Regions from separate parts of the Homo sapiens genome. Here region 2 is linked to region 1. A link is a loop called in an ENCODE intact Hi-C map of the cell type or tissue named here. Cell type or tissue: PC-3. All regions are shown on one strand. Links, peaks and the distances in the headings refer to the core of each region. The heading gives the core; the rest is flanking DNA. Region 1 has its middle 32 kb from the start of HTR4. Region 2 overlaps HTR4 (5-hydroxytryptamine receptor 4).

The links. Peaks named below come from ENCODE experiments on the same cell type or tissue, not always from the same donor. Only the 100,000 strongest peaks of a DNase experiment are listed, where the experiment ranks them.
Region 2: it touches region 1 in a loop (1.8-fold over the local background); 2 of 110 quality-filtered maps call a loop at or near these places.

The regions. Positions count from the first base shown.
Region 1 is chr5:148,679,180-148,694,796 of GRCh38, reverse strand. No RefSeq gene overlaps it. Among named protein-coding and RNA genes, the nearest start is that of HTR4, 32 kb to the right of the region's middle. In PC-3, for the core only: CTCF peaks have their summits at 6,963 and 7,175; a DNase peak (open chromatin) is centred at 7,166; H3K27me3 peaks cover 3,149 bases.
Region 2 is chr5:148,562,946-148,578,562 of GRCh38, reverse strand. All of the region lies in intron 2 of HTR4 (5-hydroxytryptamine receptor 4), which reads left to right. Among named protein-coding and RNA genes, the nearest start is that of HTR4, 84 kb to the left of the region's middle. In PC-3, for the core only: no CTCF peak of the experiment used is centred there; a DNase peak (open chromatin) is centred at 8,412; H3K27me3 peaks cover 4,154 bases.

The sequences.
Region 1 (15,617 bases), core at 3,831-11,830:
ATGACCATGTTGATAACAGAGACAATGACAACAATGATGGTGATGAGGATAGTAAAATGGCCCTAAAGGATCTTTGCACAAGGCAGTACTGCAGGGAGGATCCAAAATGCATCCTGAAGGCAAAGCCTGTTCTTTTCCCAACATTTTCCACAGGAAACAATGGCCAAGGCTCCACCTTGGGAGATAACCAGCAAATATGATATCAATCTACACTTTCCCAGCTCACTAACGTTTTCCACTTATATGGAAGTAGTATGTTTTTAGCCTCAAATAATTTCACTTGAAACTTGCAAAATATGAGAAATATGAATTATCTGTCTCATGTAGCTAGTCCATATGAATCTCATTCCACACACCTGAGTGTAAAAGAGATGTCAGTTTATTTCTGTGAATGAAATGAAATCTGGCTCCAAGTCGTCATCCTGACAGGAGGACAGCAAATTTAATTCTCATTGTTTTTGGGGAGCTTTTTCCTTCTCTAGAACAAATCATCATTTTGGGGGAGCTTTTCCCTTCTCTACATAACAAATTCTCTTACCTCAGTCTTCCATAGTGGCCACTGATACTCATTCTGTCCACACTTGCCTGGTTCCTTAGTTGGGCAGCAAGGTACCTAACATGTTCAGCCTAAAGGGAGAATCTTTATCGAGACTAAACTTTCCCTCCAAGACATCCCTCCAAGGTCCTGGCTCTTCCTTAGGGGTGGCTCTGGGAATTAGAGCTCACGTTCCTATTACTGTCTGTGGAACCCACAAACCAATCCTCTCTTGCCCATATTGAGAACTCTCCTTTTAGTATCACCCTTCCCAGCACAAATGACTCCAGGAGCTCAGAGTGTGAGAAAACAAGGTTTCATCTTCAGGGCATCTCCTTTTGGCCCTAAGTTAAAGATGCAAAAAGGCCTGGCTATGTTTTCAAAATCTGTGTGTGCGTAAACAGAACTGAAAAGAAAAACCACAGAATCATCTCAATAGATGCAGAAAAGGCTTTCAATAAAATTCAACATCCTTTGTGTTAAAAACCCTCAACAAACTAGGAATTGAAGGAACATACCTGAAAATAATAAGAACCATCTATGACAAACCCACAGTCAACATTATACTGAATGGGCAAGAAGACAAACATGCCCACTGTCACCACTCCTGTTCCACATAGTACTGGAAGTCCTAACCAAAACAGTCAGGCAAAAGAAAGACATAAAAGGGATCCAAATAGGAAGAAGGGAAGTCAAACTATCTCCGTTTGCATATGACATGATTCTATACCTAGTAAACACCATAGTCTCTGCTCCAAGGCTCCTAGATCTGATAAATAACATTTGGTATTTTATTTTCTGTTTCTGAGCTATTTCACATAGGATAATTGCCACCAGCTTTATCCATATTGCTGCAAAAGACATGATTTTATTATTTTTATGTCTGCATAGTATTCCATTATGTATATGTACCACATTTTCTTTCTTTTTTTTTTTTTTGAGATACAGTCTCCCTCTGTTACTCAGGCTGAAGTGCAGTGGTGTGATCTTGGCTCACTGCAACCTCTGCCTCCCAGGTTCAAACAATTCTCCTGCCTCAGCCTCCCGAGTAGCTGGGACTACAGGTGTGCACCACCATGCCTGGCTAATTTTTGCATTTTTAGTAGAGACCATGTTGGCCAGGCTGGTCTCAAATTCCTGACCTCAAGTGATCCCCCTACCTTGGCCTCCCAAAGCAATGGGATTACAGGCATGAGCCACTATGCCAGGCCTGTAGCACGTTTTCTTTATCCAATCATCTGTTGATGGACACTTAGCTTTAGGCCATGACTGCTATTGTGAATAGTGCTGTGATGAACATACAAGTTCTAGTATCTTTTTGATATGATTATTTCTTTTCCCTTGGGTAGATACCCAATAGTGGGACTGCTGGGTTGAATGGTAGTTTGATTTATTTATTTATTTATTTATTTATTTATTTATTTATTTATTGAGACAGTGTCTTGCTCTGTCGCCCAGGCTGGAGTGCAGTAGCATGGTCAGGGCTCACTGCAGCCTCAACCTCTTGAGCTGAAGTGATCCTTCCACTTCATCCCCCTGAGAAACTAGGACTACAAGCATGTGCCACCATGCCTGGTTATTTTTAAAACAATTTTAATAGGGATGAGGTCTCACTATGTTGCCCGGGCTGGTCTTGAACTCTTTAGCTTAAACAATTCTACCGCCTTGGCCTCCCAAAGTGTTGGGATTACAGGCATGAGCCACTGTACCCAGCAAAATGGTAGTTTTATTTTTAGTTCATTGAGAAATCTCCATTCTATTTTGCATAAAGGTTGTACTAATTTACATTCCTACCAAGAGTTTATAAGCATTCTCTTTTCTTCACATCCTTACCAACATCTGTTTTTTTTTTTTTTTACTTTTTAATAATAGCCATTTTGACTGGTGTAAGATGGTATCTCACTGTGATTTTTACCTTGCATTTCTCTGATTAATGATGTTGAGAAATTTATGTTTCTTGGTCATTTGTATGTCTTCTTTTGAAAAATTTCTGTTCATGTCCTTGCCCACTTTTTAATGGAGTTACTGTTTATTTTCTTCTTGAGTTGAGTTCCTTGCAGATTCAGGATATTAGTCCTTTGTTGGATGCATAGTTTGCAAATATTTTCTCCCATTCTGTAGGTTGTCTTTTTACTTTGTTGATTATTTATTTTGCTGTGCAAAAGCTTTTTAGTTTAATTAAGTACCATTTGTCTATTTTTTTGTTGCATTAGCTTTTGAGCCCTTTGTCATAAATTCCTTGCCTAGGCTAACATCCAGAAGAGTTTCCCTAGGTTGTCTTCTAGGATATTTATTGTTTCGGGTCTTATATTTAAGGCTTTAATCCATGTTGAGTTAATTTTTGTATGTGATGAGAGATAGGGGTCCAGTTTCATTCTGTAGCATATGGCTATCCAATTTTTCCAGAGCCATTTATTGAATAGAGGGTCCTTTCCCAATTTCGTGTTTCTGTCAACTTTGTTGAAGATAGTTGCTGGTAGGCCTATGGCTTTATTTCTGGGATCTCTATCCTGTTCTATTGCTGTATGTGTCTATTTTTTGTACAAGTACCATATTCTTTTCTTGCTATAGCCTTGTAGTATAATTTGAAGTCAGGCAATATAATTCCTCTAGCTTTGTTTGTTTTGTTCAGAAATGCTTTAGCTATTCAGTATGTTTTCTTGGTTCTATATACATTTTAAGTTTTTTTTTAATTCTGTGAAAAATAACATTAGTAATTTGATAGGAATTGCATTGAATCTGTATATGGCTTTAGGCAATATGGTCATTTTAATGAGTTTGATTCTTTTAATTCCATAAGCGTGATGTTTTTCCATTTGTTTGTGTCATCTCTGATTTATTTAATTAGTGTTTTGTAGTTCTTCTTGTAGAGATCTTGTACCTCTTTGGTTAAATGTCTTCCTAGGTAATTTATTTTTTGTGTGGCTTTTGTAAGTGGTTCTTGATTTGGTTCTCAGATTAAACATTATTGGTGCATAGAAATGCTACTGATTTTTGTCTGTTGACTTTTTATTCTAAAACCTTACTGAAGTCATTTATCAAATCTCAGAGTCTTGGAGGAGTCTTTAGGGTTTTCTAAGTATAGGATTATGTCGTTAGTGAACAGAGGTAATTTGACTTCCTCTTTTTCCAATTTGATTGCCTTTTATTTCTTTTTCTTGCCTGATTGCTCTGGCTAGGACTTCCAGTATTATGTTGAATAGGAGTGATGAGAGTGGGAATCTTTATCTTGTTCTGGTTCTTAAAGGAAATGCATTCAGTGTTTCTTCATTGAGTATAATGTTGGCTATGGGTTTGTTGTATATGGCTTTTATTATTTTGAGGTAAGTTCCTTCAGTGTCTAGTTTGCTGAGGAGTTTTATCATGAAGGGACGTTGGATTTTATTGAACGCTTTTTCTGCATTTCTATTGTGACAATTGTACAGCTTTTGTTTTTAATTTTGTTTTGTGGTGAATCACATTTATTTATTGATTTATGTGTGTTGAATCATCCTTGCATCCCTGGAATAAAACCCATTTGATCATGGGTCACATTTTTATGTGCTGTTGGATTCAATTTGCTAGTATTTTGTTGAAGATTTTTGCATCTATATTCATCATGGATATTGGCCTGTATCCTCACCTGATTCTGGTATCAGGGAGATACTGGTTTCACAGAATGAGTTAAGGAGGAATCTCTCCTCCTCAATTTTTTGGGAATAATTTTGGTACCAGCTCTTTTTTGTATGCTAGTAAAATTTCACTGTGAATCTATCTGGTCCTGGGCTTTTTTAAAGGGGGTTTATATTACTTATTCAATTTCACTACTCATTATTGGTTTGTTCAAGATTTCTACTTCTTCGTGATTTAATCTTGGGAAATTGTGCATTTCCAGGAATTCATCCATTTCCTGTAGGTTTTCTAGTTTGTGTGTGTAGAGATACCCAAAGTAGACTCTGATGATATTTTGCATTTCTGTGGTATCAGTTGTAATTTTACCTTTATCATTTCTGATTGTACTTATTCGAGTCTCCTCTTTATTCCTTGATTAATCTATGTAGTGTGTATAAATTTTATTTTATCTTTTGAAGTAAGCATTTTTTTGTTTCGTTAATCCTTTGTATTATTGTTTGGGTCTCAATATCATTTGTTGCTTTTCTGGTCTTTGTTATTTCTTTTCTTCTGCTACCTTTGGGTTTGGTTTATTCTTGATTTTCTAGTTTTTTGAAGTGTGACAATAGGATGTTAATTTGTGACCTATCTTTTTGATGTAGGCATTTAACACTATAAACTTCCTTCTTAGCACTCTTTTTGTTGTATTACAGAGGTTTTGGTATATTGTATCTCTATATTAATTTACTTCAGAAAATATTTTTATTTCTACCTTAATTTCATTGTTTACCAAAAGATCATTCAGGAGCAAGTTGTTTAATTTCCATGTATTTGTATGGTTTTGAGAATTCCATTTGGTATGGATTTCTAATTTTATTTCACTGTGGTTCAAGAAGATACCTGATATAATTTTGATTTTTTAAAATTTATTGAGATTTGCTTTGTGGCCAAGCAAATGGTCTATTTTGGAGAAGGTTCCATACTCAGATGAGACAAATGTATATTCTGTAGTTGGTGGGTAGAATATTCTGTAAATGTCTACTAGGTCCATTTGGTCTGGAGTCCAGTTTAAGTTCAGAGTTTCTTTGTCGATTTTCTTTCTCAGTGATCTGTCTAATTCTGTCAGTGGGGTGTTGAAGACCCTCACTATTATTGTGTTGCTGTTGATCTCTTTTCTTAGGTTTAGTAATATTTTTTAAAATGAATCTGTGTGCTCCAGAGATGGGTGCATACATATTTAGAATAGTTATGTCTTTTTGTTCAGTTGAACCCTTTATTATTATACAATGACCTTTTCGTGTTTTTTTATATTGCTATGGATTTAAAATCTGTTTTATTTGATATACATATAGTTACTCCTGCTTGTTTGTGTTTTCTGTTTGTGTGGCATATCTATTTCTACCCTTTTACTTTGAGTCTGTGAATATCTTTACTGGTTAGGTGGATTTCTTGTACTCAGAAAATGGTTGGGTCTTGTTTTTAAATTTAATTTGCCAGTCTATATACTTTAAATGGGGCATTTAGGCCATTTACATTCAAAGTTATACTGATATGTGATGTTTTTGTTCCTGTCATAATGTTGTTACCTAGTTTCTTTGTAGTTTCAGTTGTGTAATTGCTTTATAGGATTTATGAGCTTTGTACTTCCATGTGCTTTTAGGATCATGAGTATTTTTCTTTTGCTTTCATTTTAGAATTCTTTTGTGCATTTCTTGTAGAACTGGTCTAGTGGTGAGAAATTCCTGTAGTACATGCTTGTATGAGAAGGGTTTTATTTCTTCTTCATATATAAAGCTTAGTTTGGCAGGATATAAGATTCTTGGCTGGCACTTTTTTTTAAGAATGCTAAAAATAGACCCCAAATCTCTCCTGGCTTATAAGGTTTCTGCTGAGAAGGCCATTGTTAGTCTGATGGAATTTCCTTTATAGGTAATGAGATGCTTATCTTTTGCTGCTTTTAGGATTTTTTCCTTGGTATTGACTTTGGATAGTCTGAAGACTGTATGCCTTGGTGGTGTTTATCTAGCAAATGATTCCTCAGGTGGTCTCTGATCTTGTAGCTGGATGTCCACATTTCTAGCAAGACCAGTGAAATTTTCCTGAATTATTTTCTCAGATAGGTTTTCCAGGCTCTTTACTTTGTCTTCTTCTCCTTCAGGAATGTCTGCATCTCATAGATTTGGTAACTTTACACAATTCCATTTTTTCCTCAGAGGCTTGTTTCTTTTTTTTTTATTGTTTTTTTTCTTTACTTTTGTCTGACTGGGTTAATTTAAAAGACCTATCTTCAGCCTCTGAAATTATTTTTTTCTGTCTGTTCTACTCTATCTTTAAAGCTTTCAACTGTATGTTGTAACTCCTTCAGTGAAATTTTCATTTTCAGAAGTTCTGTTTCTTTGTTTTTGTTTGTTTTAGATGTCTATGTCTTTCCTATACTGAAATGTTTTTCTGATTTCTTTGTGTTGGTTTTCAGCTTTCTCTTGGATCTCACTGAGCTTATTTACAATTTATATTTTGAATTCTTTATCTGTAATTTCAGAGTTTTCTATTTGATTAGGATCCATTGCTAGAGGGCTAGTGTGATCGTTTGAGGAGTATTGCGACACTGTTTTTTATAGTGTCAGGGTCCTTGTGCTGATTATTTCTCATCTGGAGAAGCTGCCACTTCTTATTTTTGAATTTAATTTCATTGGAATGGCATTTTTTTCCTCCTTGAGGGTGTGACTGTTGTGTATATTGGTTAGGGTCCTTTGGATTTACTTCTATATGCTTTTAGGAGCCAAGGCCCTGTATGAACTCCTTGGTATAGACAGCCTTAGTGTAGTGGTTTTCTCAAATGCTAGTTGTTTCTGGATTATAGTGGTGTACTGTTTGTATGAGCAGGCTTACTGTCTCCTGCAGAGATTGGAGGTGATCTTGGAAGCCTTACCTTATTCCCAAGCACTAGTGCTGTATACTTCTGTCTGCAGAAATTATGTTGGGTTGTGCAGTTCACCCTACAGTCCAGTATGTGGTGCTTGTGGGTAAGAGCTGTTTAAGCACTATACGTTGGTGTCAGCAGAAGTTATAATGGGCCATGCAGGTTGACCCCCAGCCAGTAGGCGGTGTGATTTATTCATTTATTTTGTTGCATTTGGAAACATATAGAGGACCCTGGAAGCACAGCTGAGAGAGAAGGTGAATGGAGTGGAATCTCGAGAATACTGGCATGACTTAGTCTGAGATTCTCCTGCTCTATACACTCTACATATTAGAGCTTCAGGGACACAGAATTCAACCCAGAGTGGCAGGAGGGCCCCTTACAATCACATTGTTATAGTAACTATAAAGACTGAAAAATTCAGTCAAACTTCCCCAGATTTTCAGCTACTTAGTATTTAAAAACTTGAGAATAAATGACAAATTGCTTGAATTTTTTTCTTTCCTTTCAGCCTAAATATGAAGGTTTGCTATGGTAGACAAACATCTTTAAATCCTTGGATTTAAAGGATGGAGGAGATTTTAGCATCTGTCCACTTTGCAGTTTTTTGTTTTTGTTTTTTTTTCTCCGGAAAAGCACTGTGCTGGGTTATTTGGTTTTAAGCAACAGAAACCCACTCTTCATAATGTATGCCAATGAGGAATTTTTTGAGAAGATCTGGGGTAACTCACAGATCCCAAAGAAAATTAACATACCAGGCCTTAGAGAAGGCTGGCCTGGACATATGGGGAGCAAAACTAGGCAATTTTTGAGTCATCTTGGGCTGACATAACAGAATATCACACACTGGGAGGCTGAAACAACAGAAATTTATTTTCTCAGAGTCTGGAGGCTAGAAGTCTAAGATCATGGAGCTGGCAGGGTTGATTTGTGGTGAGGCCTCTTTTCTTGCATTGTAGACAGCCACTTTCTCATTGTATCCTCACATGGCCTTTTCTCTGTGTGCTCACTTCTAGTGTCCCTTTCTCTTCCTATAAGGACACTAGTCCTATTGGATTAGGGCCCCCATTTATGGCCTTGTTGGGCATTAATTACCCACTTAAAGGCCCTATCACCAAATATAGTTACATTAGGAGTTAGGATTTCAACATATGAATTAGGGCTGGGCAGGGATACAATTCAGTCTTTCACACCAATCTTCTTAAGTGCCTTTGGGGGGATGAATCTGCTCCAATTTTGTTCTGTTTTTGGTTTCCACACTTTAAACTTGTGTTCTCAGAGGATCTGTTTGCTCTGACTTGAGTCATGGAACCACCGCTAGGTCCAGAGTATTTAGGGCCCCTTGACTGACATCCCCACTGGTCTATGGAAAGTGGGAATGAAGGTAGTTTCTTAAAGAAAAATTGAGGAACATTATAAGAAGAAAGAAGACTATGTAGAGGAGTGAATGGATGGTGGCTAGGCAAAAGCAACATTTGGCTATTTTTTTAATTGACAATGTAATTAGAGCCCAAGTATATAAAATAACTGTGGATGTGTTCTGTTTTCTGTGGGAACAGGTAAACCTGAATTTGGCTTATTCCTCCTCTGTCTACCTCCTAGAGGTGGCCCTAAAACCATCTATGAGGTATAAAGCTTAAAAGCTGTTATCCGACTACCATTCACTCATTTCACAAATGGGGAAAGCAGCGTCCAGAGTGGAAAGGAGCTTTGCCCAAAGCTGCCCAACAAATCCAGGCAGAGTAATAATCATGACCTTGTCCTTCCAGCTTTAGTCCTGGGCAGCCCCTACTTTTGATAGCATGATCACTGTGCATTCCATTCTAAGCAAATTCAAATTAGAAACTACATTACATAGCTCCCTCGAGTATTTTTAGCTGCTAAGCACTTTTCAAGGGTTTTTTAAAACAACAATATCCAGACAGTCAAAAAGAGAAATTGCAAATATTGTGGGCAGTGCTTATCATTCATTAACAAAGATAAGATATCCTTTAAAACTGTATTGTGTGTGGCTGATCTGCTGCCTGATTAGAACTGAATGAAGCCTGGAAGGCTTTACCCATCAGTTCTCAAGCTTGGCTTCACATCAGAGTCAAATGTGGGTTCTATTAAGTGCTGGCTCTGGAGCTGTTTAACATGGACTGGATCCCAGCTTTGCCACTGCCCAGCTGTATGACTCTCTGAAGATTGCTGAAGGTCTCCAAGCCTCAGTTTCTTCATCTTTAAAAGGGGAACAAGTTTCCCCTTTTAAAATTGGGAGAATTAAACAAGCAACTGTTTAATTATAAACTTATAAACTTTAGTTATAAAATTATAAACTTATAAAATTGGGAGAATTAAACAAGCAACAGTCCTTTGTGAACAGTGTAGCATAGTAGCCTGGCCCTGATGAGTCCTCGAAAATGTTAGTAGTGGTACAGAGTCAGCTAGGTTCTTCTTCCCTTAACGTGGTTTTTAGGCTTTCCAAAACCCTTTCACATATATCCCTCACCAATCGACAACAGCTCAATAAGGCCTGCTACAATCCCATAAGACACAAAATAAGTTATTTCATGAAAGCAGAATTTCAGAAGTAAACTGGAATTGATCTGCTCTTAGAAATGAAAAGTATTCAATCTGGAAGGCTTGCTATTACATTTAAATCAAACAGTGCTTAAAAGAGCAGCAGAGGACCCTGTTGAAAGCAGAGTAAGGTGATTTCCCCTTTGAGGGTAATCATTCCCTTCCAGTGGGAAAAGATAGTCACCAGGGCTCACACTCTCTACTTGTTCCTCTTTGCAAATGAAGAATCTTCAAACCTGGAGGCCAAGAATCAAAGCATGGAGACAATTTGTTGCCTTCCTCTTGCCTTCTCTTAACCTCCTCCTTATGGTCTGAGGGCAAGAAGTATTGATAAGGTGGTGGGCAAGGAAATCTGTGACTCGTAGGAGGCACCCACAGAGCAATTCCCTGCCAGTACTTGGGGAAACCTTAAAATTGACGTCAAACTTCCTGCTCTCCCAGGAGGGATCTGTTTCCAAGAAAACAGGTTATGATGAGTAAGAAAGCAGTGTTCTGATCAAATTTGCATGCAGATTGAATTGTGAATCATGCTGGAGTTTGTGAGAAAGGTGACAATTTGTGAACAGGTTTTCATTTCTCCCAAGTTTTTCTGCAACCAAGTAAAACTAGATTTGCATGTGATATTCCTTTCTTTTTTAATCTTCTCTAGATACTAACAGTGACTTTGGCTTGCCAGGGTTTTGCCCCTTCCCTTAAAGGACCTATACCTCTGAAGAGAAGGAAGATAAAATTACAAATTCTGTTTAAAATGCCTTATTCAAATGCCTTCTCAGATAACATTCTGAGTTTATAGGTTCTGTAAAAGAATTGAACATGTGAGCTGAGACCATTGCAGCAGAATTGGTTGAGGAGCTGGGTGCCGGAGTGGGGCACTGGTAAGGTCTTGAAAGAGTCCTATGTGGAGTTAGGTTAAATAACAAAGGGAACTATTACCAGTAGGTATTCTAAAAAAAATTTTTTTTAAAGGAAGTGAATAGACAAGAATGGGTTTCAGTAAACCTAAATTTTGGAGCTGTGAGCCTCTTGTTCTGGTTATCTGTTTCTGTGCCCCCTAATTCTCTGGCCTTTGCAAACTAGTGGCATAAAACACTACCAATAATTTTATTATACTCATGGACTCTGTGGGTTGGGAAACCAGTGGAAGCTTGCCTCTGCTTCAGTGCTTGGTACTTTAGCTGGGAACACTGGAATTCTTGGGGCGACTCAACAGATGGGGGCTAGAATTATCTCAACACTTGCTCATTTATACATCTGGGGGTTAATGCCCTCTGTCCAGTGGGGCCTCAGTGAGGGCTGTTGGCTGGAACCTCTCATGTGGCCTTTCCACATAATCTCTCTGCTTCTTCCCAGTATGATGATTGAGTTCCAAGAATAAGCATCTTAAAAGGACAGGGTAGAAGCTGCATCTCTTCTTATGACCTAGCTTAGGAAGTCATGAGTGTCACTTGTCATCATGCTCCTTCCAGATTGAAGGGGAGGGAAAAAGACACCGTATCCCAAAGAAGTATCTAGTTCACATTGAAAGAAGAGCACATGGCATGGGATATTTGGTGTGGCTAGTTTTGGAAAACATGATGGGCCACACCTCCCAACAGCATCAATCCAGAACTTAAAACTTTTCTGCAATTTCTGATGGTAACATCCTAACATGTTCAATATCCTACCATGGCCCAGCATGATCTGACTCCAGCCTCTCTCTGACCCCACCACTCTCCTTTGCTCTCTGAGCTTCAGCCACACCAGTCTTCATTCTGCTCTTGAACATATCAACATTTTTCTCTCTTTGGAACGTTCAAGCATACTGGTTTCTCTGCCTGGAATACCGTTCCCCTCTTTGTATTGTTCCTCCCAAAAGGAAGATCAAAGCAGGCTGTATGGTTTGGCTCTGTGTCCCCACCAAATCTCATCACAGATTGTAATCCCCACATGTCAAGGGAGGGACCTGGTGGGAGGTAATTGGATCATGGGGGCAGATTTCCTCCTTGCTGTTCTTATGATAGTGAGTGAGTTCTCATGAGATCTGATGGTTTAAAAGTGTTTGGCAGATCCCCCCTCATTCTCCCCCTCTCTCCTGCTGCCATGTAAGAAGTGCCTTGCTTCCCCTTTGCCTTCTGCCATGATTGTAAGTTTTCTAAGGCCTCCCCAGCCATGTGGAACTGTGAGTCAATTCAGCCTCTTTCCTTTATAAATTACCCAGTCTCAGGTAGCTCCTTATAACAGTGTAAAACAGACGAATACAGTAGGTGTATCTTTTGTTTTAAATTCCTTGACCTTGTTTCCACAAGCTGTCATGTTAGTATGGAGAAAGCAGGCAACGAAGCACAAACGCTTTTATTTGCTTACACCCTGTCTCTCTGAGTCACTGACCCTAAGAGAGGTGTATAGAGAATTTTAGCAGGCCAAACCATACAACCTCTTTTTTTAACCTTCCTATGTCTGTGCAGCAGGAGAAGAGAAATGAGGATCACAAGCCTTGGCAGCCTTGGTGTCATCAGATGCTAGGTGTCTGCTGCTAACTCAGGAGATGACAGGTCCCATAGGCTGTTTTTGTTTTTTTTTTTTTTGTTTCCTCTCTCTTTTTTTAAATAAATGGGCCACTGCAACTGAAACTCAAATCCTCCCACCCTTGAAAGTGACTGCCTCATCTTGTGGGGGGGTTGGGGCGCAGGAAATGGCTGTATTCTATGGAAAAGAAGCCATGTACTCAAGTCTCAGTTATCTCTTAGGGACACCTGGGGCCAAAGAGCAGGCCAATCACTTTTACAAACACTGAAAGCATGTTTCCTGGAACCAATATAATTCCACTACTGTAAACATTTAAACCCTTACCTCAAGCAGCAACCTCAACACTGACAATTTTATCTTCTGAAAAGAAACACGTTCTTATAATCCAGAGGTTGGTAAACTTTTTCTGCAAAGGGGCAGATAGCAAATATTTTAGGCTTTGCAGAGCCGTGTTGCAGCAATTCAATTCTGCAGCTGTAGCACAAAGGGAGCTATAGTATGTAAAGAAGTGGCTGCGTCTGTGTTGCAATGAAACTTTATTTATGGGCACTGAAATTTTCTCATATTTCACATAATTTTCATATGTCACGAAATATTATTCTGCTTTTGATCTTTCTTTAAGCCATTTAAAAAGTAAAAACCAATCTTATCTCATGAGCTGTACAAAAACAGGCAGCAGGGCTGGATTTGGCTCGCTGGCCCTAGCAATTTAATTCATTACTCTGGAATACTCAATTCCCTCCAATTCACAGTTTAAAGGTCACACAATTTGCCAGGAACAACCTGGCCAGTGGTAGTGGTTTTCTAGTATTTGTACTGGGACATCACCCTCTCTGCTTTGTTAATTATTACATATTCTTTAAATATCAGTGTGAATTTCAGTCCTCAGAAAAGCTCGTTAAGAGTTTTAATTGGAATTACATTATATTTCTTCATAGTTTTCTGTACGTTTTGGTACTTATTATTTGTGTTTATACCTTTAATTTGTTCACTCATGGGATTACTGTCTGTCTCTCCTGCAAGACTGTTAACCCCAGGAGAGCAGAAAATGGGTTGATTTCTCATCGACTGTATCCCTAGCTCTAGCGAAATCCCTGACACATAGCAGAGACCTCAAAAATCTTTAATGAATGAAAGAAATCTAGTTTTCTCTTGTTTGTTTTTGTTCTTGTGCTGAAGAGAAGCAGAGCATGTGAGAAAATGGCATTTTAAAAATCAGACTAACTCTGGAGGCAGTAGGAGAATTTCTTGCTAGGGTCTTAAAATGGAGGCACTAGAACTGAACTCCAAACTCAAATCTGGAGAAGAGTGTGAGTTGTGAGAGACCATCACCTCCCATGTTCTGAAAGCTAGACCTCTATTAATTATGTCATTTTTGCTCACAATTCACGTATTTCATTCTACTCACCACAGTTATAAGTATAGATTTATTTGTGTAATCATTTGATTACTCTCTGTCTTCCCTTCATGACTGGAGTGGTTATGTATATTTTGTTTAAAAACTGTCAAAATAAGAAGACTTTTAAGACAGATACAGAACTTGAAAACTACATTAGATAAGATAAATAAACTGGAACATAAGTCCGTTAGGTTCACTTATTTGAAGCACAGTTTTTGGTCAGGTTAATTTTTCAGTTCTTAATTTTAGTCTTGCATTATTCAGGTTAATCTAACTGTATCTGATGCTCTGACAGGCTTTAGAATCTCTCTATATATTTAACATATTGTTTAAGGGCAATGCCAGAGAAAGGCTGAGAATGTATTCATTTATTCAACAAATATGTATTAGGAAATGCAAGATTACAAAAATACAATCCTTGCCTGAAAGAAGCCAAATATGGGAAACTCGTATGACTTCCCTTCTCCATTCCTATCTCATCCTTTGCTTGCTCTTGATTCTGCAAATTGGCGTTTGGTTTATGTCAGATCTGGACTAATTCAGGAAGCCAGTAACCAATGAGCACATTTGCACTGGTTTCTAGCCCTCTCTCTGAGACCTGAGAAGTTAGCATGAGTGAGGGGTTGTATTCGTCAGGGTTCTCTAGAAGGACAGAACTAATAGGGTAGATGTGTATTTAAAGGGGAGTTTATTAAGGAGTATTGACTCACACAATCACAAGATGAAGTCTCACAATAGGCTGTCTACAAGCTGAGGAGCAAGAAAGCCAGTCTGAGTCCCAAAGCCTCAAAAGTAGGGAAGCCAACTGTGTAGCCTTCAGTCTGTGGTCAAAGGCCTGAGAGCTCCTGGCCAACCACTGGTGTAAGTCCAAGAGCACAAAAGCTAAAGAACTTGGAGTCTGATATTTGAGGGCAGGAAGCATCCTGCAAAGGAGAAAGTTGAAGGCTGGAAGACTCAGCAAGTCTGCTCTTTGCAACTTCTGCCTGCTTTATTCTAGCCACAGTGGCAGCTGATTAAAGCCGACTAAAATTAAGATTAGAGGGTTCCCACCCAGATTCAGGGTGGGTTTGCCTCTCCCAGTCCACTGACTCAAATGTTAATCTCCTTTGGCAACACCCTCACAGATACACGCAGGAACAATACTTTGCATCCTTCAATCCAGTCAAGTTGGCACTCAACATTAACCATCACGGAGGTATTGTCTGTGCCTTGCATTTTTCTACACCCTGAGGATCTCCCTTCTCTGTCTTATGTGGAAAGAGACCTAAGCAAGAAGATTTGGCTCCAAGCCTGTACAAGGAATCTCCTGCTAGTAAGGGAAAGAAATCCGAAGAGCACTGTGCTGGAAGTTGGAAACCCTGGTTCCTTCCCAGCTCAGCCACAAACTCTCTACGTAGTCCTAGGCAAGTTGCTTTTCTCTCTCTGGATCTTAATTTCCTATTTAAAAAAATGAAAAAAAAAAGCTAGAAAAATTATCTCTAAGATTTTTCTGAGGGCTCACATTCTCACATTCAACTTATCACTGTATGCCTGTAGTTGGGAAACCATAATGAACACTACAACTCATAATTCTTAGTTTAATGATCATTCTGTTTTTGTGAAACTTAGCTTTTCAATATTTAAACAAGATCGGCCTCCTTTAAAGAGTCTCTGACTGAAAACAGCTGAAGATTAAGAGGTTCTAAGGTGTGAAATGTCAATGATATTATTTTAAAGGGGAAGAATCCTTTTTGGGGATATTTTTCCTTGAGTTAGCTCCAATCAGATAACAGATAGAGGGAGAGGACTTTTTAATTCAGGACAGCTACTATTTATTGAGCAACTATTAGATGCTAGGCAATAGCATCTATTAGATGCTTCATATGTATCACCCCATTTAATCCTCTCTACAACAGTATCTTATTCAAACAAAAAACTAAGAGTTTGCTTCTAACAGGCCAACACAGAGCAGGATGATGCTTAGCATCAGGATGAAAGTGTGAAGGGAGTAATTAAGAATGCATTCTTGGCCTGGCACGGTGGCTCATGCCTGTAATCTCAGCACTTTGGGAGGCCGAGGCAGGCAGATCACTTGAGGTCAGGAGTTTGAGACCACCCTGGCCAAT
Region 2 (15,617 bases), core at 5,016-13,015, 120 kb after region 1:
GAAAATTCGTTATTGTTGAAGAGGGAAGTGCATTTATATGGTTAAGACATGATGTTCATTGAAAGTATGCATGTTAGATTATCGTTTATATAAAAAGGAAAGAGATACCTTTGTTCAAACAATGCTATTTATATTGAGTGGAAAAGAACTAATAACTAACAGTAGATAACTCTTCAGGATGCCTAGGACTAGGTGCTGGGTGGTGGTCAAAATGAGGTTTAAGTTTACTGAAATATTTGAATTTTTTTTCCTAGAGTGTTTATAATTTATTGCAAAATAGTTCAGACTAAGAAAATAACACTGCACAACAGAACAAATCTGCATCATCCAGTTTAGGAAACAAAGCACGACAAATACAGTTTACCCCTCCTTGTGTGCATCCCCTCACTTCGCCTCACAGAGGTAATTGTCTCCCAGAATTTGTAGTCTTATCATTCTGTTGCATTTGCTTAATACTTTTTAGTACATTAAGCATGTATTACAAAATGATATTTAGTATATTTTATATTTCATATTTTATATAAATAACATACTTCATATATCATTTGACAACTTGCCTTTTTATTTTACGTATTTACTTTTTTTAACTTTTATTTTAGGTTCAGGGGTACATGTGAAGGTTTGTTACATAGGTAAACTCATGTCATGGGAGTTTGTTGTACAGATTATTTCATCACCCAGAAATTAAACCCAGCACCCAATAGTTATCTTTTCTGCTCTCCTCCCTCCTCTCACCCTCCACCCTCAAGTAGACCCCAGTGTCTTTTGTTTCCTTCTTTGTGTTCATAAGTTCTCATCATTTAGCTCTCACTTGTAAGTAAGAACAGGCAGTATTTGGTTTTCTGTTGCTGGGTTAGTTTGCTGAGTATAATAGCCTCCAGCTCCATCCATTTTCCTGCAAAAGACGTGATCTTATTATTTATATAGGCTGCATAGTATTCTATGGTGTATATGTACCACATTTTCTTTATCCAGTCTGTCATTGATGGGCATTTAGGTTGATTCCATGTCTTTGCTATTATGAATGGTGCTGCAATGAACATTCGTGTGCATGTGTCTTTATGGTAGAATGATTTATATTCGCCTGGGCATATACTCAGTAATGGGATTGCTGGGTCGAATGGTAGTTCTGCTTTTAGCTCTTTGCGGAATCACTATACTGCTTTCCACAATGGTTGAACTAATTTACACTCCCACCAACAGTGCACAAGTGTTCCCCTTTCTCTGCAACCTCACCAGCCTCTGTTATTTTTTGATTTTTTACTAATAGCCATTGTGACTGATGTGAGATAGTATATCATTGTGGTTTTAATTTGCATTTCCCTAATGGTCAGTGATATTGAGCTTCTTTTCCATATGCATGTTGGCAACATGTATGTCTTTTTTTGGAAAATGGATGGCCCTGTCCTTTGCCCACTTTTTAATAGGGTTGTTTTTCTCTTGTAAATTTAAGTTCCTTTTAAATGTTGGATATTGGACCTCTGTCAGATACATAGTTTGCAAATTATTTTCTCCCATTCTGTAGGTTGTCTGTTTACTCTGTTGATAGTTTTTTGTCATTGTTGTGCAGAAGCTCTTAAGTTTAATTAGATCCCAGTTGTCAATTTTTGCTTTTGTTGTGTTTGCTTTTGGTCTTTGTCATGAAATCTTTGCCCATTCCTTTGTCCAGGATGGTATTGCCTAGCTTGTCTTCCATGTTTGTTATAGTTTTGGGTTTTACATTTAAGCCTCTAATCCATCTTGAGCTGATTTTTGTATGTGGTACAAGAAAGCAGTCCAGCTTCAATCTTCTGCATATGGCTAGCTAGTGATCCCAGCACCCTTTATTGAATAGGGAGTCTTTTCCCCATTGCTTATTTTTGTCAGCTTTGTCAAAGATCAGATGGTCACAGATGTGCAGCCTTATTTCAGGGCTCTCTATTCTATTCCATTGGTCTAGGTGCCTGTTTTTGTACCAGTATCATGCTGTTTTGGTTACTGTAGCCCTGTAGTGGAGTTTGAAGTCAGGTAACATGATGCCTTCAGCTTCGTTGTTTTTTGCTTAGGATTGCCTTGGCTATTAGAGCTCTTTATTGGTTCCATATAAATTTTAAAATAGTTTTTTTCTAGTTCTGTGAAGAATATCATTGGGAGTTTGATAGAAAGAGCATTGAATCTGTAAACTGCTTTGGACAGTATAGCCATTTTTATATTGATTTTTTTCTATCCACGCACATGGGATGTTTTTTCATTTGTTACGCCTTCTCTGATTTCTTTGAGAAGTGTTTTGTAATTCTCATTGCAGAGATCTTTCACTTCCATGGTAAGTAATATTCCTGGTATTTTATTCTTTTTGTGGCAATTGTGAATGAAATAGCCTTTCTGATTTGGCTCTCGGCGTGGCTGTTGTTGGTATATAGGAATGTTAATGATTTTTTACATTGATTTTGTTTTTTTTTTTTTTTTTTTTTTTGAGACGGAGTCTCGCTCTGTCGCCCAGGCTGGAGTGCAGTGGCGCGATTTTTTACATTGATTTTGTATCCTGAAACTTTGCTGAAGTTGTTGATCAGCTGAAGGAGCTGTTGGGCTGAGACTGTGGGGTTTTCTAGATATAGAATCATGTTGTCTACAAATAGAGATAGTTTGACTTTCTCTCTTCCTATTTGGATGTTCTTTATTTCTTTGTCTTGCCTGATTGCTCTGGCTAGGACTTCCAATATTATGTTGCATGGGAGTGGTGAGACAAGGCATCCTTGTCTTGGGCCGGTTTTCAAGGAGAATGCTTGCTTTTCAGAAACTCATTATATGTGCGAAATGTATCAATATTGATATGTTTAGTTTATTTAAACTTTTTTACTCCTATGTAGCAGTCAATTTTATGACTATAGTTTATTTTTTGATTATTCTATTAATGAATATTTAGATAATTTCCAGTGTTTTGCAATTATAGAAAATGAGTCCATAAATAATAATGTCATCTTGGGTACATGTGTGAGTTTCTTTAGGTTCTGTGCCTAGGAGTGGGTAGCAGGTGTATACATCTCTACTTTACTAGGTAGTACCAAAATTCTGTCAATGTGGTGATGCTCCCACAGCAGTTCATAATGGTTCCAGATCTCTGTCAACACATGGCCATGCCAGACAGTAATTATTCCTAATCCAATTTTGTTAACAATAAGAATGTGTTCATGTTTTACTCATTTAATTAAAAAGAAAGAAAGGGAGAAGGGAGGGGGTGAGCAGAAAGAAATAAGGAACAGAAAAAGAAAGGAATCCAGTTTCTGAGCCAATGTGCAACTTCAGTGTTTGGACAGGGTAACTGGCGTCACAGGAAGGCCGTGTTGAGGTATAGACCTCTTGTAATTGATCAGGGGATGCTTACCTCTCCTTCTATTAAGGATTACACTAGCCTCAAAATTGGAGGTTGAGAAGAGCCTCTAATGATTTTAACTTGGGGAGAAAAGAGGTAAAGGCAGGCAGAAAGTAAAAAGGAGATGTACCCAGAAGCCCTTCTCAACTGGACCAGTGAGGAATACATGATTCAATCAGCCATTCAGCCATTTTATCTCCAGCTGGTTTGGCTGATTTTCTAGTGTGTTTAGAGGTTGACTCTTATGTGGAAAACTCATTAGTTATCCTATCATGCTTGCTTCCTCTTGGGTTATTATAAGCTCCACTATAAGGACATTTTAGCAGCAGAAACCAGAGAAAATTATTTTATGTCATTTGACAATATGAAAAATAAAATGAATTCTGTGGTGGGTGGAAATTTCACTTACTGTAGAATGTCAATGATAAATGATTTCCCTGAGCATGTAAGAAGCACCGTATATTACAGGAACTGTGGTCCCTCAAGCCCGACGTTCTGTCACCAGCCCCAGCAAGTAGTGGTGGTGTGATGAGGTCAGCTTTGAAAGATTAAGAAGTCAGTTTTTGTCACACATCCATTCAAGGTGCTTTCCTGTGTACTACAGATGTAGACCCACTTGGACACAAAGTGAATCAAATTAATCTTTTTGAATCTGAATTTATTTATCTGAAAATATCATTTATAATAGTAATTCTAACCTCCCTGAATTTTGTGGATTAAATAGGAATCATAAAGAAAGCTTTTGACAACTGAAGGCTGCATTCAGATGTTGATTTTTAAAATCTGTCACGTGTGTGTGTGAGTGAGAGAGAGAGAGAGAGAGCGCGCGAGAGCCTTACAGCATATTTGCCCTTTTATCAGGTGTTTTCAGATGTTTTTTCCATTGCTGATTAGCCTAACAGTCTTGGGTGAATAGCAGTGCATTTTCTCACCCAACCATTTGCTGTCCTGTCTGTAGCTGAATAGGGAGGCTGATAGTCAAGTGCTGGTTTTTATAAAGAAATATTTAGCACCACAAACTTTGCTATAGCAGCTTTTTCAATAAAAATCCTTTCCCTCACTTTATGTTGATTCTTCTGATCATTGTCTCTTGCTGGGGAGAGAGTTAATGTGCTTTGCCCTCCTGCGGGAAAAGGAGCAATGATGGGACTATAATGGTCAGCCTATGTTTCTCTCCGTTTTAAATGAGCAAAATTCACCCCATTGCTTGGTTGTTTAGCTGGCCTGAGAACTGGTAATTTTTCTCCAAATATCTGGTACACTTAGCAAAGTATTCCATAATTCCTAGTTCTGTTTATTTCAGAGTGGTAAGAGACTCGTGTAGATCCAGGTAGACCATTAGTCTACTAGATAAAGGAATAGCCTCTATGGTGTCATTAACCTGCACTCCTTTAACTTTTGCTTGCAACACTCTGGTGTTAGGGAGCTCACTACATTGTAAGGCTTTGCAGGGCAGCTCTGGTGATTAGGGCAGGGATGAGGAGTAGCAAGACAAATGCTAGAATGCCTTGTCTAGACCCAGGAGGTCAACCACTGCTCATGCCACTGCTTCTGGTGCTCATTATGTTGTTCATTGTAGATTTGCACTCCCCATCCTCCTTATAGTTGGGTGAGTCTTTCTGACTAGTTCTGGCCAATGAGTTTTTGAGTAGATATAATATAAGTCACTTCCAGGCTGGAACATTTCATTATCAGTTTGTGACACACACACTTTAACCCCCCACGTTCTATTTCCCTCTAGCATGTAAAATGGGAACATTTGAGATGGTGACCACTCCATCTTTCTGGATCACAGAGGGAATGAGATGAGCAGAGCCTCCTGACAATGCACACAGACATGTACAGTGAGTGAAAAATAAACCTTTGCTGTTTTACATTACTGAGGATTAAGAGTTCTTTGTTCCCAGAGTATAATCTAACCCAATCTGACTGAGACAATGGTGACTGAGAACCCATTCTCAGAAACCTTCTCAATACAGCATTTCAGCTATACAATTGAATTGTAGTTGTAGTATGAGAAGAAAAGTACCTTTCATTTTCTCTTAGTTTGAGCTGAACTCTACCTTCCAGTATCTTCCCTGACTAGGATCCAGCCACACTCTTTAGAACTGCATGACAGTGTTCAGAGATTGGAATTAGCTGCTCCAGAACCTCTGAGCTGTTTGGTCTCTCGAATGAGATCTCCATTTCCTCAGCTGCTCTACCTGTGCCACAGGGAATAATTCTAAACCTTCATTATTCTGGTTAATTGTCTAGATATGTTTTAGTATCACTGGATTATCATTATCCATGACAATTCTCAGGGTATCCTTAATCTTCCAGCACTTTTAGCATTCACGATATCTTTTAGAATCCATAGCCTGCCTGTGGCCTGTCATGTTCTGACATGAGGAGGGTGAGGGACAGTGAAAACATGTTAGAATCAATAGGTTGAATATCCTGAGATGGTCAAAGAATTACTGGAGTCAAGAGTACTAAAGAAAAGGGTTCTAGAGACAGGAAATGATGGTTTAAGAATGAGATATTTTAAACTGAAATTGTTGGGAGTTACAACTATTGGTAATGACGAACTCATGGACTGAACATTGGAGTGAGTAACTGAGGAAGTACAGAGCACAAGCTCATTGAAGGAGAGCAGGCTTGGTTCTCAAAGGAGTTATCAGACTTTTTTTAAGAGGCAAACATTTCTATTCATCTGTATTCCATATTATGTATTTTACTGTTAGATTATCTTCATAATTATGCCACTGGTGATTAAATTAAAATATTATTACATTTGTCTATCATAGGGATTAAGATATCCTGTTCTGGACTATCTACCAGCCATGTGACCTTGGGCACATCAGTTCAAGTCTCTGAGCCTCAGTTGCTTCATCTGTAAATTGGATATAGTCATAATATCTATAACCATAGGCTGTTGTGACGATAAAAATCAGCCAATGCATAAAAAACAGATATGACTCTTTCTGGCATATAGTAGCACTCAGATAATGAGAATAACTGTTCTTTATTCCATTATTATCAAAGCAGAGAAACTGACAAGGCCTAAAATCTTGGAAAGCTGCCACAGTCAACCCTAAGGGGATACCCTTATTATATTATATTACATTACGTTGCATATTAGAGCCCACCATTTATTTTCAAGCTAACCACAAAATTAATTTTTTTATCTCAGCATTTCTAGCACATAGAAACATTTCTACCTTAAGAATTATTTTGAGAAAGAACAAAACACACACTCAAATGAACACACCAAAATTCCACAAACTTGATTTGCAAATATTGTCAAATTAGATATTCATGAGATAATAAATTACAGCTTTTTATGGAAGATGTGTTAAAAATCCTTCAGGACTTTGAGAAAAGCTTGAAGCTGGAGCAGATCTTTCTAATTTTCTTGATAGGGAACTAGTGTGCCACCTCTGCCCCTGTGCTGCTCTCTCCAACCTTTGACATTCTCTGAGCTTCTTTAACTGCATGCATCCAGTACTGATAAATCAGGAACACTCCAGTGCATTCATTTAGACAAGACACCTGAAGTGTGTCTTGTCTATCGAAACAGCCTAGCTCTTGAAAGTCATATTTTTCTAGGCCAGTAATTCTCAATCACCCCAGATCAACTGCTACTCTCTTTTTAAAAACAAATAGCTTGTAATACCCCTTTACAATACTGAAATGAAATCCACGAGTAATCTAACGTATCTATACACAATGAACAATTATCAATATAATGTCTTAACTGAAATACAAAGAAGCAATAAAAGGAGAGTAATTTTGGTAAAATAACATACATTTCATTGTATAAATGCTAGGCTCATCTACAACAGAACATAATAAAGCAGTCAGATATGTGCATTTGTACATTAAGTCACCACCATGGACACGACAACTACCAACAAAGTCTAACGCAGACATGTTGTATGTAGGTGACAGGGTGAATATTTGTTCTGAACCAAATGAAAGCATACCCTTCCCTTTATTCAGTGTATGGAAATTACCATGCAAGATTCTTTTTATTTATAAGTAAAAGGAGTTATGTTCTAGATTAGATAATTACAAACAAATTTTTCACTTACACAAGTGGCTGGTAGGATGTTCTAGAATCATGGAGAATGTGGCCTGTAGAATGATAATTTTCTTATGAGGGATTGTCCCTCATGTTGTAATGTGAAACCTGTCCTTCCTCTAGATTTGTGTTGTGCTCCCCAATCATAACTACAACCCAGTATCCCAAAGATATCTCAAACATCCCCTAGGAGATGGTGCCACTTCCACCAATAACTAGGTTCTAGATAGGTTGACTGGTATCGATACAAGGAAAATATTTTTAAATTACTAAGACCACCCTAAACAAAATAAAACAAAAACAAAAACAAAAACCCACACACACATAAACAACACAAAAAATACTCTTGTCCCTTCTCTTTTATACACCAGATAGGTCAAAATGCAAATCTAATCATGTCACCCCCAGTGCCAACCTTCTTAAAACAATCACCGAATTAATGATAATACATAAATACTTAGTACAACTTCCAACCCCCTCCTGATGTGTGACCCTTGCTGGCCGCATCTGACATGAGGCATCCCCTCATTCTCTGCACTCCAGTGATCTTTGTCTCCTTTCAGTTGCTGGACGAAGTTATGTAGCTCTCACGGCTGCACTTTCCAGCCTCAGTCCCCAGTGTTTTCTGCCTTTTTTCTGTCAACTTCTATTCCTCTTTAAGTTGCAGCTCAATTATCATCTCCTCAAGAAAGTGTTTTCTGTTCTCCCATCAGGGTCAATGTTACCTTGTGTACCTCCCTTTATAATATCCACCATAGCTGTAATTTTATGTATATGCAGTTATTGGATTCATGTCTGTCTCCTTCAGTAGCCTCTGAGCTCCCTGAGGGAAGGGACTGCCTGCTTCCTCTTCTCAGTGCCTGAAATAGAGTGGACTATCAAATACTCTGTTGAGTGCATCTAGATATGATTAAGTTGGTGAAGGAATGGTTGAATGAACAAATGGACAAACATATGCCTATATCTAACCTGACATTCCTTGGCCAAGCCTCTTTTTGAGTCAGAGAGTTTGTTTGTTTTCTGCTTGGAGCTGGGCTCACACCCAGCTGCTTGGAGAAATTAATACTCTTGTGTATGACCTATTTGGCAAGAGCAGTACATTATCCTTCTAGTGCAAAGTGAGAAGACTTAGGTGTTGGCCAGAGTGCAAAAGATGGGATTCACAGGTGAGGGAAAAGTCTTTCCTTATTCTTCAGTTAAACAAGTAACCCATAAGCATACAAATTCATGTAGTTTAAAGTTCTAGTAATATTCTGAATGAAGAAGTCTCCCATCATCTTCAATACCCTGCCCAAAATATTTATGATTAACAATTGGGTGTGCATTCTTATGGCCATGACCTCTGGATCTACTTATATTAAATATGTGTATATGTATGCATACATATGCATTTCTGTCTCCCTCTTCTTCTCAGTTTTTATTTTATTCAAACTCCTATGATATCATATAATGTATATTGATGTATAATTTTTTAATCTACTCATGTTTTGGATACATTATATTATTTTATTGTAAGTATAGCACAACTTCTGTACAATAAAATAATAAATAAGATAAATATAATATACATACAATAAAATAATAAAATGTATTTAAAATAAGATTTTTTTAATTTAAAAAGTCATTTAAAAAATTATTTTAAGTTCCAGGATACATGCACAGGACATGCAGATTTGTTACATAGGTAAACATGTGCCATGGTGGTTTGCTGCACCTATCAACTCATCACATAGGCATTAAGCCTCACATGCATTGGCTATTTTTCCTGATACTCCCCTTCTCCCCGTCCCCCAAACAGGCTCCAGTCTGTGTTGCTCCTCTCCCTGTCTCCATGTGTTCTCATTGTTCAGTTCCCACTTATAAGTGAGAACATGCCGTATTTGGTTTTCTGTTCCTGTGTTAATGGCTCTATTTTAGATATAACAAAAGGTACTGAGAAAAAACATAAAAGAACACCTGTGTGTCCATGACCCAGCTTAAGATATAAAATATTACAAATATGACTGAACTCTCTGCTGATCAGATATATTCCTGATGAAAATCAGATCTCCTTCTGATAAAAAAAAAAAACTCTTCTGTCTGTCTTGACCCTACAACTACTTCCCTGGTTTCATTGTTTATGCATGGCTGTATACTTTTTATTATATGTATATGGATCCCTTCTCATTCTTTTTAACACCTGCATAGTATTTTTTAAGGGTATCAGTGTGCCATGATGTAATTAATCACTAATAGATTTGTGAAGTTTTGTACCATTTCCAAGTGTTCAGTTTTACAAAAAACTATAGCAACACACAACCTTCTACATGCATCTCTGGACACCTAAGCAAGTGTTGGGGCATTTCCCTAGAATAGATATGTTAAAAATGTGCATTCAAAAATTTCGAACATACTGCCAAATTAGCATCCAAAAAGCTTTACTAATGTGTCCTCCCATAACCAGTCCTGAGAGTATGCTTTCAGCACACCCTTGTCAATTCAAAAGATTGGCAATTTGGTGTTTTTTGAGTCTGACTGGTGGAAATTGTATCTTATTGTTTGAAGTTACAATTTCCTGGCTACTTATAAATGTGTGTGTCTTTAGTTAAGCTCATGGACAATTTGTAAAAAGAAGAGTGATTCTACAATATGTAATTCATTACCACTTGCTCTATGAGGACAGGGACCTTATCTGTCTCCCTGTCAACTATAGCTCCATGGCCAAGCATGGTAAATAAGTAATAAATATTGATTGGTTCGTTAGTTGATTGATTTATAGGTTAATTAATTATCAGACCCTATGTATACTTTAAAAAAATTCTCTAAAGGGATAAGGTAATCTAAACTAGAAATAATCAGTGTAAAAAATGAAAATTGCAATGCTTATGTAAGAACAAAAAATGGGGATTAGTGTGGCCAAAAACCCTAAACTTTAAAATAGAAACAATTCAACTGAGTTCTGAAAACAAAACAAACAAATAATGGAACTGGAGAGGACAGACTTATGGTCTCTATTGGATGTAACATATATAACGTCTTGAGGAAAAGATAGAGTATTTCATTTGCAGTAGAAGATTGAAGTATCTGAAGGCAGGACTTTGGATAAAGTGGATAAATAATCACATGTTGTAGTAGTAGGTGATACAACCGTATTTCCAACATAGTCTTCAGTGGCACCATTCAGTGCTTAACTTGTATCTGTTAAGTACCTATTATGGGCCAAGAAAACTGACAAAGCCTCTGCTTTCGTGGCACTTATCTATTGGTGGGAGACAGTTAATAGACACTAGAAAACAAAGAAATATACAATATGTTAGATACATACCATCAGGAAAAATACAGCAGCATAGTGAATCTGAGAATGACAAAGTATGCTACATTCATTAGAATAGTCAGGAAAATGCTCTTTGATGGGGACACCTTTGAGCAGAGACCTAAGTGAAGACAAAAAGGGAACCTAGTGGATATTTGGAAGTGAATATTCTAGGAAGAAAACACAACAGGCGCACAGGTCAGAGCGCACTTGACATATTGGAGAAATACAGAGGAGGTGTTTGTGCCTGGAGCAGAGGGAGGAGAAGAACTGGTGGAAATCGAGATCAAAGGGGCAGCTGGTACCAGGTTCCTTATATCCTGGTATATTCTACCAAGTCTCGGTAGAAACTTGGGATATTCTGCATGAGCTGGGAAGCCATTGAATAATTTTGAGTGGAAAACATACATTGTCTGCCTTTGATTTCAGAGGTATAACTCTAGATTTTGTGTAGCACATAGACTATAAGGGCAGGAAATTGAAGACAAGATTTTATTGCAAGAAATAAACTTGTAAGAAGTAAGTTAGAGATAATAGTGGCTTGCACTAATATTAGTGGCACCACTGATGAGAAGTGGTTAGATTCAGGACAAAGTTGTAAGCTCCAAAACATCCACAGAAGGGGAGAGAACTTTGTTTAAAAAAAATTATTGAAGTTATTCTTTCTTTGTAGCAGCTTCAGGTGGATGGGCAAAAACTAAGAAAATTTCATCTATTAAGCACCACACCACAGTTTATAGCTACATTTGCAATTAAAAACTTCTTAAAATGAAGTACGCCAATTAGTAAGTTTAATAACTGGTGAGAGGAACAATACGTGCGGATTTCATATAATTATTAAGGCACTGTTATGAGCAAAACCAGACATAGGCAATGCATTTTGAAAAAAAACACAATTTTTTGTGGATTAGCAATGTAATACACATTTGATGGGAAATACTGGGAAAAAGTAAAAAAAAAAATGAAGAAATAATTCAAATTTTTTTAGATTAATATCACCTAGAGATAACCATTTTGGATATAGATAATATTAATATATGGAGTCATATGTAATAAATACAGGTATGTCATACGTATAAATATTAGGTACCATGTATGTATCATTTACCTGTACATATATATGTTTGTATATGTAAGCATGTATGTGTATGTGTATCACATACATATACCAGATTTGCATTTCAGTGTTACTCTACAACATTCAGATGTACGAAATGCCAAATTTCTTTTAATCTCTAAATTAGTTAACTTTTCTGTGAGCTCCTCAAGCTGGGTCTCAATGGTAAATTCAATCTCAGACATTTTGTGGACCTCTTCCTCTTTCTCCGTTAAGCTGGACCTTTTGCTTTTCACTTTGTCCTGGTCACCACCACGTCCACAGATCCCTTGAAGGCAAGAGGCTCTGTTGCTTCCCTGTCAAGCTTGACACTGGAGTCTTCAAAGCTTGTAGTTATACAAATCTTAGTTATTTTCTTGAGATGGAGGAAGAAGGTAACCACTCATTTCTTCTAGTATTTTTGTAATTTTTTAAAAAAGGTCACAAATTAATCTTTCACTATAGTATCTGGACCCATATATAAATACATATTTTTACAAAGGTTGAGCTTGTGCTTTACTGTTTTATACCTGCTTTTAACTTTGGATGGTATTTAGGAGAAATGTCCCTTGTCATTAAATATTTTAAACCTGAATTTCAATGGCTGTGTATTAATAAATTGTTTATGTAACCAATACCCAAATATAGACATTTAGATGTTTCATGTTCTCCAGTTATGAACAACATGGTTGTGAGTAATAATGTACAGAAATCTTTATGAACAGCTATAAGGATTTATTTCTTTTGGAATTTTTGGAGCATGAATGTTTTTAAGGCTTTTTTAACATTTGTCACAAGCATCATCTGGATATGCATTGACAAGTACTGCAATACAGTTCTTAGATTTGCCAGGTTGGAATGCCACAGCCAGCTTTTCCAAATGAGCCTCCTTTACATGATTCTGTCTTTGGCTCTAGAGATGACTAGTAACCAGGTGCAGGAGGAGAAGTAGTGGATAGAGGGTCTAATCCAGGTAGAGAATCTGAACTTCAGTCTGTCTATCTTTGGGCAACCCCACCATTATTCTCCACCTGCCTCTCCCATCACCTTCACTCCCTCATCTTCTCTTATATGTTGGGTGCATGGCAGGGCGTGTAGGTGTGAGTGTATACATGTTGGTTGTGGAATAGAATGCAGAGCCTTTCTTTTCAAAATCCTTATGCCCATCAAGATACTGGATACTCCCTGCTTCTCTTATGATTATGCCAGCCTCAAATCCTCCCAAATTCTTGCCCCTCACATTCGTTTACCACCTTCTAAACCCCATCTCCACTCCTATGAGTTTCAGCACCTTTATTTCTTCTCTGCTATATTAAATTGTGTTTTCTACCAGTTGTGTCTGGAAAAACTCCAGTGTATTCTTACTCATTATCTCTTTTCTCTGGCCGCTATTTATAGTTGTCGTTTCAACAGCCCCCAGCTGTTGAAATTACAACATGCTCTCATAATGATCAGTCATTGATCAGGCTTAGTTTCTTGCTACATTGTGAGCTAGAAGACCAGGACCAGTGTTAATGTCATTTGTGTCTATTTGAAATGAACAGAAAAGATGAATATTAATAGCTAGGATTAAGATAACAGACACTACATGCCAAACAACATTGTAAGTGTTTTAGATTTAGATTTATTAATCTTTTTTTTTTTTTTTTTTAGATGGAGTCTCACTCTGTTGCCCAGGCTGGAGTGCAGTGGTGTGATATTGGCTTACTGCAACCTCTGCCTCCTGGGTTCAAGTGATTCTCCTGCCTCAACCTCCCGAGTAGCTGGTATTATAGGTGCCTGCCACCATGCCTGGCTAATTTTTGTATTTTTAGCAGAGACAGGGTTTCACCATACTGGCCAGGCTGGTCTCGAACTCCTGACCTTATGATCCACCCACCTCGGCCTCCCAAAGTGCTGGGATTACAGGCGTGAGCCACCACATCGGGCCAAATTTATTAATCTTTATAACAACTTCGGTGCCCAGGACATGACTAGAAAATAGACTTAAAAGTATTATTAGCCTAAAGAGTACAATGTGGGAAAGGCTTCTGATATTCTCTGGAGAAACTTGTTAACTCTTTAGTGGTTTGTATGTGATGTTAACAGCTATAACTTGTAATTCAAAGCGAGGATTGGTGGCCCAAATGCACTTGTCTGGGGGAGTGGTTTAGAGACAGGATTAACAGAACTATTGAGCTGAATGAAGGGGGAAATCCCTTTGTGTTGATCACTACTTTAAACTTCTTTCAAGCAAGGGCTACCTTGTATATCAGTTTACTTGTCTAACATATATTTGTTATACTAGGCACTGTTGATACCAAAATCAGTAAGTTAGTGTGGTTGGGAGGCACAGATCTTTAAATAACAATTAAATATAGGGTGATAAAAGCTATGATATATAATTATAGGGTACAATGGAAGCATATACGACAGGGACAATATTGAGGTCAGGATGGCTTCCCAGACAATAAGATGTTTAAGCTGAGTGCTGAAGGACATGCGAGAGCTTGCCAGGTAAAGAATGGGAAGGAGAGGAAGGAGTTTAACAAGCGTGCCTCATCTCACTGAGTGAGAATTTGGGCACTTCATTTAGTGTTGGTTATGGAACAGTGTCAGAAATAAAGCTAGAGAGGTAAGTAGGGACCAGTTTAAACCAGGTCAAGATGTGCTATTGTATCAAAATTGCAATGGGAAGACATTATAAGATTTTGAACAAGAGGGAGAAATTAGCTAATTTCTTTTGGGGGAAGAACATATCTTGACTTCAGTGTTGAGAGTGTTGGGAAAGAGTAATTGCCAAGGCAGAATAACTAATTAAGAAGTAGCTCATTCATTCATTCATTCAGTCAGTCATTCATTCCACAGATACATTTGTCCCTTGGTATCCATAGGGGATTTGTCCCAGGACCTCTTTGGGGTACCAAAGTCTAAGGATGTTCAAGTACCTGATATAGAATGATGTAGTATTTGCATTTAACTTAAGCATATCCTCTCATATACTTCAACAAGGTTACTTAACAATACCTAATGCAATGGTAAATACTATGCAAATAGTTGTTATATCTATTGTTTACGTAATAATGACAAGAAAAAGTCTGTACATGCTCAATACAGGCACTATTTTTTAAAGAATATTTATGATTCACAGTTGGTTGAATCTACGGATGTGGAACCCACAGATACAGAGAACCAACTGTACTTTCACAGCACTACTATGTGCTAGGTACTGTAAAACAGTACCAAAAAGGTGCTGGAAAATACTTCAGTGAATATAACAGCCCAAGTTCTTGCTTTCAGTGATTTTACATTCAAGTTATTCTAGTGTGTGTGGGAGCGTAAAAGGTAACAGCTGTGAAAATCAATAATGCAAGTCAAGAGAATAGAGAGTGAGGGGAGGTTCTTTTTTAAATAAGTCCTCTCTGCAGAGATGAATCTGAGCAGACACCTGAATGAAGTGAAGGGTGAGCTTCTCTGGTCACTTGAATGGAGAGATCCAGATGGTGGTAGCATCAGGTGAGAGGTGGATGGTGGAGGTGGATGCATGATTGGCACCATCTGGGAACAGTGTGGAAGTCAGGAAGTCTCCTTAGCGGGAGCAGCCTGGGAAAGAGAGAGTGGTGAGAGTTGAGATGATGGAAGCAGCCAGTGGCCAGCTTTGTAAATTTACATAGGTCATGGTGAGGGTTCTGGGTTTACTCCTAGTGAGATGACAAGCCATCTTAAGGGCAGTGAGTATGGAAGTGATATGTTCCAATCTCAATATTTTTCAAAGCTCATTCTGTCTAGTGGGTGAAGAGTGGATTGTATGTGAGAAATGATGGAAGCAGGGATG